Regions from separate parts of the Mus musculus genome. Here region 1 is linked to region 2. The links are chromatin loops, found by intact Hi-C in ENCODE. Cell type or tissue: left cerebral cortex. All regions are shown on one strand.

Evidence for each region. Hi-C counts contacts between places; a loop is a spot of excess contacts. Peaks named below come from ENCODE experiments on the same cell type or tissue, not always from the same donor. Only the 100,000 strongest peaks of a DNase experiment are listed, where the experiment ranks them.
Region 1: a loop joins it to region 2, with 2.8 times the contacts of the local background. A loop is called at or near these places in 5 of 42 quality-filtered maps.

The regions. Positions count from the first base shown.
Region 1 is chr4:32,347,071-32,355,070 of GRCm38, reverse strand. It overlaps a transcript of Bach2 not described here. Among named protein-coding and RNA genes, the nearest start is that of Bach2, 66 kb to the left of the region's middle. In left cerebral cortex, no CTCF peak of the experiment used is centred here; DNase peaks (open chromatin) are centred at 394, 2,050, 3,015 and 3,527; H3K27ac peaks cover 1,065 bases.
Region 2 is chr4:32,300,010-32,308,009 of GRCm38, reverse strand. It overlaps a transcript of Bach2 not described here. Among named protein-coding and RNA genes, the nearest start is that of n-TGccc3, 74 kb to the right of the region's middle. RefSeq lists an enhancer at 2,600-6,107. In left cerebral cortex, no CTCF peak of the experiment used is centred here; DNase peaks (open chromatin) are centred at 3,483, 3,621, 4,100, 4,759 and 2 more places; H3K4me3 peaks cover 1,260 bases; H3K27ac peaks cover 3,167 bases.

The DNA.
Region 1 (8,000 bases), 47 kb before region 2:
TGTTAAATGTCTTTTTGTTGTCCGTGTGTGCACATTTGCATGCATGGGTGCATGTGCAGGCGAGCTTGGATGCATGCAAGCACACACATGCTGAATCCAGAAGCTGATATTAACTGTCCTGTCTATTAATCTGCATCCCTAATAATGAAGCAGGGCCTCTCACTTGAACTTGGAGCTTGAGGACTGGGCTACCCAAGCAAGCCTGGTCACTCCAGGGATCCCTGTCTCTAGGATTAGAGCTGAGTTGCCATGACTGTTGGGTCTGCATGCAGCTGGGGCGCCGCATCCAGCTTTACACCCTCCCGCCAAGTGCCTTGCCCACTGAGACATCTTGTCAGCTCTGTGCATAAACTGAGAAAAGGTGGATATTCATCTTCTTAAAAAAAGGGGGGGGGCAGTGCATATAGCATCCTGTGAAATGCCCACGCCCACAAACGCTTATGTGCTCAGGACGTTCCAGAGATGAAGCTGTACAAGGCTGTACAAGATGGCTCATCTCCTAAAGGGCTGAAAAGAGATGAAGCTGTACAAGATGGCTCATCTCCTAAAGGGCTGAAAAGGGGCTTCAGAGCTTTCTTAAAACGGAAACATTTCCAAGATATACACATAGCTTCCATGTTCTAAGCCTAAAACACATAACACATTTCCTTCTTGAGACAGAACTGAAAATATCAGCTTAGGAGTCAATTAAATATTTAAAGAGATGCATATTTGGTCAGAGATGGAAACACAGATGCTGGGGACTGCAGAGGAAAAGATCTTGCTTGATCTTTATCCTGAAGTTTGTCCTTCCAAAAGCATCCCCAACGTCAACTCCTGTCTTGGGTCATTTGTCTCATCTTACGGAGGTAGAATGGAATTGCAGTACAGGGTGAAGTGTGTGTGTGTGTGTGTGTGTGTGTGTGTGTGTGTGTGTGATGGGGCAGGGTCTCAGGTAGCCGAGGTTGGCCTTGAAAATGACCATTGATAACTCTGTCTTTGTGTGTATCTGTCTGTTTCTTTCTGTACGTGTGTGTGTCTATATCTCTGTATGTATGTCTCCATGTGCATTCATGTGGTGCATAGGTGTGTGTGTGTGGTGAGGTAAGGTGTCAGGAAGTCAAGGTTGGCCATAAAAATGACCTTGGATAAGCCCCTTTCTGTCTTTGTGTGTGTCTGTCTCTCTGTACTTATGTGTGTGTCTGTGTTTGTCTATCTGTATGTATATGTCTGTCTGTGTCTCAGTGTGTGCTCTCTCTGTGTGCATGCACATGAGGTGCATCTGTGTGTGTGTTTGTGTGTGTCTCTCTGTACATATGTGTGTGTGTCTGTGTTTGTCTATCTGTATGTATATGTTTGTCTGTGTCTCAGTGTGTGCTCTCTCTGTGTGCATGCACATGAGGTGCATCTGTGTGTATGTGTGTGTCTCTCTGTGCATATGTGTGTGTATGTATGTGTCTGTGTTTGTCTAATCTCTCTGTTTGTATATGTCTCTGTGTGTATCAGTGTGTGCTCTCTCTGTGTTCATGCACATGAGGTGCATCTCTCTGTGTGTGTGCGTGTGTGTGTGTGTGCGTGTGTGATGGCCAGAGTTTAACAGTGTCATGTGCTGTCTTCACTGCTTGCCCTCTTTAATTTTCTTTTTAGAGACAGGGTTGCTCACTGAGTTAGCCAGACTGACTGGGCAGCAGGCCCCAGGGATCTCTCCCTTTCTCTGACCCTGACACAGGGCTTATAGGCTCATGTTACCATGCTTAGCTTTTAAGGATCTTGGAGACTTGAACTCAGCTCTTAGGCTTACATGGACAGCTAGCAACATGTAATTAAGCTACCTCCCTGGACCCAGACCTTGGCTCTCTGCCTCTCATTACAGGCATGTTCCACTCACACTGAGTTTGTTTGGTAATGGGATCAAATGATGAGCTTTGTCATGCTCAGACAGCACTGTACCACTGAGCTACATCCTTGTTCTCCAGTGCAACCTGTGGAGGAGGGTCCTGTTTAGATAAGCCTGGAATGAGCCAAAAGGAGAAGTTTCCTAGCAACGGCTTTCCTCTTTCCTGTGTGGCCACTCTCAAATGCTGCTCTGAGCAACCGCTAGCTCCTGCTGCAGTTCCTGAACTGGAGGCTCTGCGCACTTCTGGCCAGCACAGACTCAGCCAGCTTTCTCACTGGCCTTGCACTTACTCCGTGGTTGGGAAGGAGGGACATCTTTGGCTGGTTCACAACCCTGAGCACCAATGACTGAATTCCCCAATGCAGTCCTTGGTTTGGCTGAGGTAATCTCAAACACTCTCAAGGGAAAGGAATCAATATAATGTCTTGTAAGGGGCAGCTTGGCATGCACACCCTCCATCTGGATAATACAGGCATTAGAAAGTCCCTGTTCTTTGATCCTGGGAATCGTTTTCCAGGGGTGTAGCCCATGGAACTGCCGGATACTGGCTATCTAAACAAGCAGGCTGTGCGAGGAGTCTGACCAGACCTCCGACGAAAGGGGAAGAGCGGCAAGTCCTTAGAGGGCTGGCTTAAAAATATGGAAGGTCAAGTAAAAGCAAATTGTTTATTACAAAATTTAAATAATATTCTATACGACTTCCATAATATGTGAAGCAAACGGCAAATAATAAATTCAAAACTGTGTGTGGGTGTCCATGGGATGGAACACACATTACAGGTTCCCAAATAACGTGTAAATCTCTTAGAGTACCAGTAAGTACTTAACAGTGCCTGTGTTATAATACAAGTGCTCAATGGTGCTATTTGTTTGTTAGGTCATTTGACCCCAGACAATATAACTATTTATGGACTAATGACTTAGTCACTGTTGGACAAACACTTATACAGTAAAAAGCACTACTTTTATTTCCTTCTTAAATAACCTTGTAAAAACGTATTACGAGATCATCTCTGTATCTCTTAGTATTGCAGAACATCAGGCTGTGGCGTCAGCATAGACCCCACCACCCTCCCTTCCTGTTCTCACTTTAGCATTGAGATGAGGTCATCAAGAGAACGTGGTGCAGTTGAATGCTGATGTAGTAGGACCTGCTTCCGGCTAATACTGGCACAGGGCTCTACAGGCGTGTCCCCCACGATGGACAATGTATGCCGCCAACTCTGGAGCTGCCCTCGGACTTAACACGCTGTCCCAGAGCCCCTCGGCACACGGGTTGGGAAACACAGATAAATAACAAAACGAGTTAACAGTTGCTTTCTCGCAGACTATTGGTTAACTTAAAAAACAACAACAGAAAAGGTTTACAGAATCCTTTCCGAAGAAGCGTCTGTTGGTTTTTACAATTCAAACCCGAGACAGTGACTGGCAGCTTCCCAGAAACCCTTTGTCCTTACAGGAAGGTGGATATTTTGTTCCCCATCAAGTTCGCTCCCTGAAACAAAAATCTCAGGATAGACAGTAAGCAAGGAAACATCTTGGGTAATGCTTTCACTACTAAAAAAGCAAAACCCATAAAAAGCACAGTTCTCATGAATAAACCACCCACAACTCTTCCTGTTCAGAGTCCTGTCTGATCCTTACCCAGGTCAGATCAATGAAGTCACCAGTGCCGCTAACCCAGACATTCACCCTACTTCCTGCGGGGAGCCACTACCATTGTTCAACAATAAACTCTCTGTCCCCCTCCGACGTGCTGTACAGAGCACAGTTGTGCCCTCGTGGGAACTGAGCTATAAATGGCCCTTCGCTATTGGTCTGCAGAGCTGTGGTCGCCAGGTTAACGGTGGTCCTTTAGAAACGGTGCCTGCTGCTTGTCACCCCAGGACTCGCTGCTCCCTTTGTTCTCTGCTGCTTCCTTCTGACCTGTTTGTCAGTTTTTGTACTAAAGGAATGAATAGCCTATTATATCTTCACCAGTTGGGACTTTCAGAACCAATACAGTGAGTTGAGTATAACAGACAATTAGGCCCTTAGGGTATTTAGTGGTTGGTGAATATTTTGTTTGTCTCTGGGTTTGTGGAGGTTGAGGGGTAGAAATGAGTATTTTCCTATTTAATGCTAGCTTTTTAAACTCAAGGAATCTTTAATTTTGTTACCATAAAGTTGGTGTTTTACTGAAATTGATACTTTATTTAATTGGTGTGTGTGTGTGTGTGTGTGTGTGTGTGTGTGTGTGTGTGTTTGTGGGGTGTGGGGGGTGTAGTGTATGTACCTAAAGTCAATATCGGGTATCTTTTCTCAATCTCTTTACACCTTATTTCTGAGACAGGGTCTCTCACTGAACCTGAAGCGTTATCAATTTGGGTAGAGTGGCCTGTGAATGAACTTCAAGGACCTGCCTGTGTCTGCACCCTCGGGGGTAGATTAGACACATACCCACCACTTTTCCATGAGTTCTAGGTCTTCATGCTTGTGTGGCAAACATTTTACCCTCTGAGCCATCTTCTCAGTGTCTTATTGTGTTTTCAGTAGAGATGCCCAGAGATCTATAAAAACACTCACTGTTTCAATCTATTAACTTCTACAAATGGACATATTAATCTCTACTTTAAGTTAGAATTAATTACGGTGTAGTGATACAATGTTTACTTAACAGTTTGGATGCATCTTAATATAAGCAGAGCTCCAATCAGTCTTAGAGCTGTTCTTTAAAATATGAAAAAAATAACTCCCATCTTCCTGTGAGTGTTCGACTGCTCCCAGTTACATTCATCACACTTGCCAGAATTTTTATCTTGTTATCTGTCTATCTCCTTAACTAGGATTAAGCTCAACAAGGGTAGGCATCTGTAATTCATGATTTATCTGTTCCCCAAAACCTAAAGATAAAGAACTCCATCAGCATTTCTTGAAAAGCAAGTGAATGGGTGGGAGCTTTATTCTTAACGATTTTAGTTATATGCTACTTTTCTTTTAACTTTTGTATTTGGGTGTTTTGCCTGGATGTACGTCTGTATGACTGGCGGTCGGAAGAAGGCATTGGATCCCCCTGGGGTTAGAGTTATAAATACTTGTGAGTTGCCATGCAGGTGCTGGGAATCAGGTTCTGGTCCTCTGCAAGGACAAGTGTTCCTAACTCCTGGGCCAGCTCTCCAGCCCTTATAGATTTTTTTATAACACTGCTTCAGTGGATCAAAAACGAACACAAAGTCCTCTAAAAGTAAATATTAATAGTTATGAAAACCACTTTAAATGCCAGAAACCAATACTGTATCATATTTTAGAACTTTTCAGACTTGGGGACATCTGTGTGATCTTGGACATTTAACCATCCCTAATTGTAGAAATCCCAGACCCAAAATTCTCTAAAACTCGAAAATTTCTTAGTGGCCATACTGAAGCATCTCAGAGTTTTGATTTCTAGTCAAGGATGTGCTAGCTGTCCTTAAGTGAGAATCAGTCTCCTGTGCCATTAAGGCAATGTCACGGAACTAAAAAATAACCATGAAAAAGATCTAAGTCAGCCATTATCATTTCCCATTTGGATAGTTCAGCTCTGAAATCAGGAGGACTTCTACTGTCAGGATGTGGTATACGCACAAAGGGCCCTGAAAGACACCAGCGTGAGCTGGAGGCAAGGGATGGTTCAACTCTAAGATAATAACAACTGTCAGAAGGGACAAGAAAGCTAGAACACAGGGTTCAGTTAACCCTGAAGCAGGAGGCAGGAGCTAATGGCTATTGGGGGTGTGTTAGATAATCAACAAGGAGGTTGTGCTTTCAAAGAATGCTTAATGTCTACACGCAGGATACAAGCGCCAAAGCCAATAACTCTGAAGAGGAATCTACAGTGGGTAAGAAAAAATTTCCCCTGGACCATAAGCAAAGGCAAGCAATGGAAGGGGGAGGGGAGGGGGAAATTACCCTTAGAAAATTCCAGCTCATACTCACTCTACTTGAAATAAAAAATTATATATATAACTATGTATAAATATATATATATAACTATATGTATGTATATATAACTATATGTATCTATATCTATATCTATCTATCTATCTATCTATCTATCTATCTATCTATCTATCTATCTATATGTATATAACAATAGGAAGCTGAGGAGCATCTGGAAGAAGCAAATGGAATACATCTTCAGAATAATGAATTTTATCCAAGTTTCAAAGTGTTTTCATTCACAGAGATCCCAGAAATTCAGTTCACAATTAAAAAAAAAAACAACAAAACAAAGCAAAGCAGAATTCACACACCATACAAGAATCTAGGCCTACCCTGAATTAGAATGAGGCAGAGCAAACTGTAGACTCGGCTTCTCAGAGGCTGCAGGCATCAGACAGACTCAGTGCAGAGTGAAAAACACACAGGTTCAGAGAAAGAAAAGACTTCAAAAAAATTTTTTTAAAAACCACCAAATTATGATTAGTCATATTTTTAAAAAGCAAAATAAATCAAGGAAAAAATAGCAATTAATAAGAGGCTCAATGAGTGAGTTTGATACCAAATCAGATGCAGTTGAAGTAGAGCTGGTGGTATAGAAAGTATACACAAACCTGCAAGCAAACAGAGAAGAGACACACCATGAGAGAGAGAGAGGGAGGCTGGAGACAGAGAGCCAGCATGAGAGGTGATCTCTCCTCTAAGTTTCCAGACTCTCTAAATCTGGGAAGCCAAGTGGATACTAAATAAAAGAGGTCCTCACCAGACTACATAGCTGACTACTACTTAAGATGTCACTAGCCAGGGAAAAAGGCAGAGTAGCTAGCTACCAGTGATGGATGATGGGCTAATGGCTGATTTCCTGGAAGATGAGAAATCCTGGGGAAATGTCTTTTAAAAACTGGGAGCAAATTATACTTTCTGCCTGTATGGCTGGCAAAGCTAACTTTCATAACCAAAAGCAAATAGAAATGTATTTGGGAGCAAACAAAGATAAATTAAGGAAATCTAAATCAAAAAGCATTGTTATCCAAGAAACTTCTACAGGATGCACAGCCAAGAGCAACGAACTGCAATAAGGCAGAAACGGTGAGCCAATGTATGTCTAACCCCAGACAGCCACAAACTGTGCAGCGGAGTGATGAGCAATGCCTAAAGATAAGACAAATTAAAAATGATATAACCATGGCAATGGTTGTAAGCAATTATATAACCACTAGAGCAAAAGCAAGTGACCACAATTAAGAAAGTTTAAGATCCCTGAACTGTTGTGGAGAAAAAGTGGAGCTGATCCACATAGTGTGAGACTGTAAGTGAGACAGGATGCCAGCGGACCTAGGGCAAGTACTGAAAGATGGTTTCACGATAAAACACAGACTTATGAAAATAAAACCAAGTAAAACCCCATCCAACCTAAACGAAGCAGGAAAGAAACAGAGAACCCAAAGGAAATCAAGACAGAAGGCAAAAGGAAGGGAGAGCCAGCGGGGAGGCTCAAGTGTTGCCAAGGAGGACAACCCAGCAACAGAAACAAAGTATACTTTTGGTTAAAATTTAAAAACAAACTATCTGTTCACACAAAGAGTCACAGGTCAGTATTCACAGCAGCTTGATTTACAATTCCGCAGGGAAATAATTCAAATGTGCAGCTACTGCTGGATGAGGCAAGCCAGGTAGGTACACACCAGGGAAGCCTATTCACATGTGAAAAGATGAAATACTGAGACTCTAACAACACGGACAGCAGCAGCAAGCTGCTAAGTGCAAGGCAGATGTCACAGTCTACACATTGTGAGAATCCATTTATGTGACATTCAAGAAAAGGGGAAACTACGGAGATAAAAACAGATCGGAGGTGGAAGGCAGGAAGCAGAGGGTTAAAGGGCAGGAGGAACATTTGGCTGGGAGGGAAATGATATTTATCCTTATTGTGGTCATGGCTGCATGATGGTACACACTAGTGAAAAACCATCAGAACGTACGCTTAGAATGTGCGACTTTCATGTCTGAAACCAAACTGTAACAAAGTCAGTAAGAAACACACAACTTACACAAGGGAAAAGTCAAATAACAAACATTAGCCTGTAAATCTAAATTAGCTAAATCAGGCGAATACAAAATTAATTTTGAGATAGATTTTTAAAATATCACAGTATACTAATAAAAA
Region 2 (8,000 bases):
GCTGTATCTGGGGTGAATAGACTTGTGTTCTTGTCTTCCCAGGAAAAGTCAAACGACACATGCTGATAGATTTCTAGAGCGTCTCTCTTGAGGGCTTGAATAATTCAGGCAAGTCCATTTTCTACAGTTTGGTGGGAATCTCAAATGACAGTCTAGTGGGTTACTTCCAACTGAGGAGGGACTGATGTCATGGGAGAGAATTAGAAAGCACCTCTTTAAAGAAACCAAGAGGCCAGCTCACTCTTCCATCAAAGCCACAACTACAGGACCTATTTTCTTTCAAGCAGACCCAGACAACAAGTTATACAGAGAGACTCTCCTCAACAGGAGGTGATATATACAGGTTAAATCCGCCCACTTTGGAGGCCTGGAATGGGTGTACTGTCTTGCTTCTCTGGGGGAAATGCTTCTGTTGATTCCCTGAAGAGAGCTCTACTTGGCAGCATGACAGGCTCGAATGCAAGGCCACCCCAAAGATCATCTGTGTGGTGCAGGATCTGTCCTCTTCATTACCAGCTTTGCTGTAGCATGGCCTGTTCTCTCTGAGGCACTGTCATGTGCTGCGTTGTTAAACTATTCCACAAAGATAAGGTTTGGTCTGACCACAGCCCGAGTGCTTTCATGATCTGAACCACTTTCAAAATCCAAATAGCTCGTCACTTACCATGCTGGCAAGGAAACCAGATCCATTCAAACATGATGCTTTAGAGGACATTCTTGCCCTTCTCAACAAACAATTCCACTGGTGAGTATAAACATCTCAGCCCCGACAGCTGAGAGCTGGTAGCCCCTACACTACCACGGTGGGTAGCTTTGGAGTCTTTCAGCACTTGGTACTGTCACTATCCTGCTTTGAGCTCATATACATGAAACTATCTTTTTTTGGTTTTTTGGACATACCTAAGGTTTTATGTGCATGTTTGGGAGGGGTTATCAAAAAGTGGGTCAGCTTGTGCCTGCTCAGGATATTCTAGTCTGCTCGAAATGTCCAATTAAAACTCAATTCTGCCATAATTATTTCCCATATGTGTTCATTTAACTGCTGCTCAGGTTAGACCCAGAAATACATTCTTTGTCGTATCAGCTATATTGCGACTTATTCTTAAACTCTTCCTCCTAATGGTAGTCAGGTGAGAAAGAGCTTAAGGAAAGCCCGGGCCTGTCAAGCCATTCTTGGCAGGAGCCTTCCAGGCAAGGAAGCAGTCGGTCTTAGGTTTATGTTTGCATAATTTACAACTGGATGATGGAATGCTGACACTGGTGGGACAAGAAACAGCAAGGGCACAGTCACATACTATGTCACCAGCAGGAACTGTAGGGCTGCCTGCTTTCTCCAACAACAGCTCAGCTCAGGGGACTGGCACAGACACAGCCAGGCCACGTCCCTCAGGGGCTCCTCTGATCTCATTATAGCAGTTGACACCAGTCCTCACAAAATAAACAGGAAATGTATGCCTGCCTCTCCTGTGGAAAGGCACACATTCCTTCTCAAGGAGACTGCAGTCACCAGCATGGGAAGGAAGTCGGCTCTGCTCCTAAGAAGAAAGCCTACCCTATCGGCCTTTCTCTTTCTGGGATGGGATACAGAGTGGGTGAGCTTAAGGCTCCAGCTCTGGGTGCTGTGAAAATGAGACATTTCCTTGCTGCTGATATCAACATTCCAGGGCTCTGATAGCAGGGCCACTTCCTCTGGTGTAACTCTGGGGAAAGACCTATGATATAGCCTGGAGGGATTTTACCTGCTGAGACCAGAGTACAAGAAAGGGGCTGTTCTTCAAGAACAAAATCCAGGTCTCAGTTTCTCTCTCTCTCTGTCTCCCTCTCCTCCTTTCCCTCCCCAATCCACATGCGTGCGTGCGTGCGTGCGTGCGTGCGTGTGTGTGTGTGTGTGTGTGTGTGTGTGTGTGTGTGTGTGTGTGTGTAAGAGAGAGACAGAGACAGACAGACAGAATTCTCCCTAAAATCATTTGTTTGCTATGTAGGAAACTTTATATACCTAATATTTCCATTTCAAATGCTGAGTTTACCTATAAACTACAAGCTCAGTGGTAAAGCACAGATCCAGCGCGTGCTGTGGTTTGAACAAAAAATGACCCCAGGGTCTGGCGGTGCAGCCTTGTTGGAGGAAGTACATCACTGGGGCAGGCTTTGAAATGAAAAGGCCTCCTTTACCTCCAGTTTGCTCTCACTACTTCATGCTTGGGGTTCAAGATGTGAGGTCTCAGCTATAGTGCATTCTCCATAATTATTACCTGGTCCAAACTATCAGCCACGCGGTAAGAGATGCCCTGCTGGAGAGGGAAGACTCGATGTTATAAAGTAGGGTTAAAACAAAGCCACTTCAAAATAATGATAATGTCGCTGCTGTGTAGTCTGGGATTCCTAAAATGCACAACAGCCACAAAAATGTCCTCATTCTTCCTTCAAGCATAATAACTCAAAGCGGCCCTGTAAGAGCGCAGCGGAATCACCGGAGCAGCGTGAAGGGACGTGGAGGGGTGTGAGCGTCAGAGCGTCTGATCAGCAACACTGTGAGCGCTGTGCTTGTTCTAGTTGAAGCTGTTTCTGCATGCTGACTACTCCAGTTCACTGGTGACTAGCAACAGCAGGAATGTGAGAGCTCCGTTCCAGAATTACTGAAACCACCCAGGCAACTTAAATACATTTCCGTCTCAAAACATCGGCAAAATGTTCCAACTTTTAAAATGCTAACAAAATATGAGGAGCCATGGTGAAGTTGACCTACATTCTAGGGAGGCTGAGAAGGGGGCGGGGAAGGCTGCACTAGTGGAGTTCAGAATAAATGCAAGGTTGCGGGGATGCTGTCTATGAAGTCACTCCCTCGTCTCTCCATTTCCATTTCAGTGTCCATGTATTTCCTGATCTCTGCACTGTGTGCTTTCTTCCATTGGACGGATCGCACACTTAGATAACTTGGTCGTTTTTCTCTTAGGCAGACTTTCATTCTGCAAAACCGGGAGAATTCCTGCACTATTGTATATAAACTAATTCAAACTTTATGAATGAGCAGCGGGGACCGTTTCCACGGACTGTTTTAAAGGCCTGTGGTACCAAGAGTAAGCAAAACCGATCCATGAAGTTAATGCTGCTTCCCATAATGTAGAATCTGGTTCTTCTCACTGTCCAAATGCTAAAGGAGAAACTAGTGCCATGGTGGGGGTGCTGGCAGGGTGGGGGGAAACAATGCCTTCCTCAGCGTTTCAAAACCGTTCACATCAGCTTGAGCACGGAAGCCATAGGAAAAGCTCTGTTTTACCTACCGTAATTACGGTATACCTCACAGCAACTCTCCACATTATCCACTTTCCCCCCTCCACTCAACTTCTCTCAATGATCTCTGGAAACCATTAACCAAAAGTCCTGGTCCAATTTTCCTCTTCCCCCTCCTCTGTGTCCTCAGTCTTGCTGGCGTCCAGACAAAGCAAACTTGTATTACATCACAAAGCAAACTCATTTTTTTCTCTAAAGCAGCCCATTGGTCAGTTACCGCTACTGGAACCAACACTGTCACAGTGTGGTCTTTGTTACTGAGTGCTGCTTGTAAAAAATATATATATACATACATATAAGTTTCCCAGTACTGCTTTCCTCTGCTAAAAAGAGGAAGCGTCTAGCCGGGTTCCACCCATGCAGTAAACTAGACATTACCTTATATACAAGAGCCTCTATGGCATTCCTCGGGCACTGACTGCTGCAGAATTCCTGCACTAGGCTGCACGCTGCAGGCCACAAGCTTCCCTGGCTCACTCACCCTCCTTTCTGCTTTGGCTGCTCTACTCTATCTATCTATCTATCTATCTATCTATCTATCTATCTATCTATCTATCTATCTATCTATCTTTCTTTCTTTCTTTCTTTCTTTCTCTCTCTCTCTCTCTCTCTCTCTCTCTCTTTCTTTCTTTCTTTCTTTTTTTCTCTCCTTCCTTCTTTCTGTCTCATTTCCACTGCCTCACTGTGTTTTTGTGTAAATGCTCTCTCTCACATGACTCAACAAATCCATCTGCCCGAAGCAGGCCAAGTCTGGAGCCCTCCCAGGAGGGAGGAGAAGAATTGCTTTGTGGAAAGGACTTGGAGCGCTGCCCTTCCTCTGGCTCGAATTACCCGCCTGTCAGGCCTGACGGATCTGGCTAAAAATAAAAGGAAGCGGGCTGTGAAAAGCAGATGAATGGGCTCAGCAGCTCCTCAGATAACACAGACCTGCTGTTGCCCAGAGCTTCCCAAACAGAAACTTCAAATGTGCGACCTCTGAGTGCAGCTATGTGGCTTCCAGGTGATCATGCTGTCTGACCCACCAGAGTGGTGTCGCAGCCTGGATTTTGATTTTAGCACCCCCCCCAACCTCAGTGTGTGTGTGTGTGTGTGTGTGTGTGTGTGTGTGTGTGTGTGTGTGTGTGTTAGAAAGAAAGAGAAATAGGAAGAGAAGGGGAAATAAAGTCTCGTACAAAAAGGTTCTCAGAGCACAGCTGAATTCAGTGGAGTGATGGCTTCTCACGTTTTAAAACAATATTGTTTCCACTACAAAATTCTCCTCCACACCAGACATTTTCAGTCTCCCGATGATGTCACTCCTCCATTCAGAGCCAGCAAAGAGTTAACAGTCCTTCTTGTAAGTGTATGGCCAGCGCCTGCAGTGGGTATTAAGCACTTAGGTTTGCCATGTAATGACACACTGTAACAATCTGTAATATGAAACATCAGCAAAGCTCTGGCTCTGAGGCTCGCTCTCCCCACCATTAGCCATATGTTTGGCTCCTCAGATAGCCAAGCGGGTGTTCCAGCATGCCATCTGGTTTCTATCCACACAGGCAACTGCAAAGCAAGGGCTGTACCCCTCTGGAGCTGTGTGTTTCTTATCCCTGTCCTCCCCTTTCCCCCCTCCCAGCTCCTTGGTTCCCTTGCAAGAGAATTCTCTGCCATTCATCACATGCAAAGAAAATGTTACCTGACCTGGCAGCAGTGGAGCCATTAAGAATGCACAGCTGAACTGTAAACACGCCAGAGGGTCCTTTACAGAATCTCCTCAAGTCAGTCTCCCCCCCCCCACACACACACATTCTCTACTCCTTCCTCATCCCCTATGACTGCAGACACTTGATCCAGCATGTTAAAAATAGGTACATTCTTGATAGAACCAGAGTTTGCTGTGGTGCCCTTCACAGTCACTTCACATACTGACAGGAAGGCTTTAACTCACACATGTGTGAGTGCGCACTCGCTCGCACACACACACACACACACACAGGCAAACGCATGTTTGTCTCAACATTCAATTAGCTTGGTGTCAGTGTCACACAGGATGACACACCCCTGACTCACTTCAGGAATCAATCCCTCCTGCTCCTAGGTATTCGACTGCTATTGTTTAATTTTCTGATGGTTCTTTCCACTTCAAGACACGAAACAGGGAGACAGATGAGGCAGGCACTCTGGAACAGGAGCTCGCAGCCATTTTCAGGCAACTGATGACTGACCGAAGAATGCCTTCTTCCTTCTGCATTTTCCAGGGGTGAAAGCACACAGCAAAAATAATCTCCCTCCTCTTGCCTGAACCCCTGATGCCGGGATTACAAATGTGTTATGTGTGTTATGCTGGGTGATGTGGTGCTGCGGATCAAACCTAGGGCTTTGTTCATGCTAGATAAGTACTCTGCCAACATAGCTGCTTCCCCAGGCCTGCACTTTAACAGCATGCAGAAATGGTACATGCTGTTGGAACTGATAGGATTTTCCTAGAGCTTCGCCTTCACAGGATTTGAAGCACTCTATACTCTTTTAACTGCATATTGGGGTATCTGATATACATAAAAATTGTCTCCTTGTTTCTGTAGAAATTGCAATTCATTTTGCTGCATTAAGAGATCATTAATTAGGGATTAATATTTGCCACATCTTATTTAAAACGCTGGTTTCTTACATACGAAAAAACGAAAGAAAGACTATCATTAGAAAGTGACTCACCAGAATGTCAGATTGTCCCACATGGTAGACTGGAGAGGATCTGTCAGGGAGTTCTGTTTATTCAGTCTAACAAGGGTGCCAGGAAGGCCACTAACTATGCAAACTTCTTAAGCCCACTGCCTTTGTGGATCCATACTTTCGTAATCACAATATACGCTGCATTAGCTAACAGAGCCATTAAGATTCTGTTTTTGCAGGTTTTAGAGAATGATGCCAAAGAGAACTTGTAATTTAGAAAGCTTTAGGAAATAACCCAGATGATTAGCCCAAATATATATAAAATATATATTATAAGTAATATATATTATAGTACAACAGTATGCATATATTATTTTAATATGCTCTGTCTTAATATACAAATTATTAATGAGATATTTTACATTTTACACTGGCTCTTGAAATAATATGGACTGTTCACATATAGCATCTACCAATGTGCACTAGTCTTAATTCCAGGACTTTGGCTACCTGTGGATAGTGGTGACTGCTGGGCAGCAGAGATACAGATTTTATACACAGTATAGGTCAAAGGATGTACAGATGTTTTCTCATAAGCAATAGCACAAGATCCAAGTGTAGGAGAGGGAGGCTGAGTCTGGGAAATGGATTTAAGCTGCTTGCACAGTCAATGCCAAGAATGAGGAAAAGGTTATAGCTTAGGGCCAGGACAGGAAAAATAGGGTGGCCTGAAAGAGTCAACCAAAGGATATTTCTAGAAATAAATCAGGGGGAAAAAAGACTTGTCACTTAGAGAGATGAAAGAAAGGGAAATGTCCAATAGGGATGTGGTTATTTGTTGTTGTTGGTGGTGGTAGTGGTAGGTTGTCTCTCTGTGTGTCTGCGTATCTGTGTATACGTGTTTTAATGTTATAACGCATGTTTTCAGTGAAATGTCACTGAATGCATGTTTAAGGTAAAATCTAGATATGTCTCTGCAGTTGAGTAAAAGCTATTGACTAAACCCTTGCTAAGTATTGCTCATGGGTGAGGCAGTGCTACGCACTAGGGGCGGCAAAGCTTTGGGACAGCTGAACCTTCTGTTGTTTCCAAGACAGGATCTCTAGTGTGTGGGGTCCATGCTGACCTTAACATCACTAGGAAGCTCTTGCAGGCCTCGGACTCACGATCGTCCTGTACCTACCTACCAGCGCACACACAACACATGGCCACAAGCATTACTTCTGAGGGGCTCGAATATGATGTCGGGGACTGAATAGCAAAGGAGAGGAATGTCTTAGAGGCCTACAAGATGCTAAATGTAACTTAGAATTTTTTTCTATAAAGTATTCAACAGACTTCTGCTTTGGTTCGGAGTGGGTCTTTCAGGCAGCAGAGTCCACACCAACTGACTTGACATGATTCAGGATTTGAGTTCCTGTTTGTATTCAGCTGTGCTGAATTAAGAAAATCCCAATACAGGCAACCACAGAGATTGATCACTCACTATCTGAACCGTATGATAAAAATGTGGAGAAATTTTCAGACAAGGCCCGGCTCTCTGCTCTCTTATTGCTGGCTCAGAATCCAACTTGACAGGAAGAAAACTGAATGCTTTGCTAGGTCAAACACTATGGGCAGTGCCTGCCCCGTATTCCGGAGAGGAGCAGACGTGACAAGCAAGCTAGCCAGGTTTTGCCAGGCTTTGCAGTCTTTCATTTGATGATTTGCTATTCTGCCTCAAATTCCTCCAAATGCTTAAAAAATTAAGTCAGATTTAATTGCAAAGTTTAATAACTTGTGTAATTAATTGAGTGTGTAGTCCAACAACTGTTCAAACTCCTTAAAACAAGGAACATTTGAGACATACAGTGAGTTCGGTCTCTGGGTTGCCAACCTGCACAGATGACTGCAGCCCACAGGGCTCCAAAGCCTGGGCAGGTGATCCACTTGCTGAATAAGTGTGACAGAAGCAATCTGATGGCTCAATTTATGAGTAGAATCAGGCTAGAATCTATACAACACGGCTATGCAAGTTCCTGAGCAGTGGTAACTTCTGGGCTTGCTAATTCCAGTTGTCAACA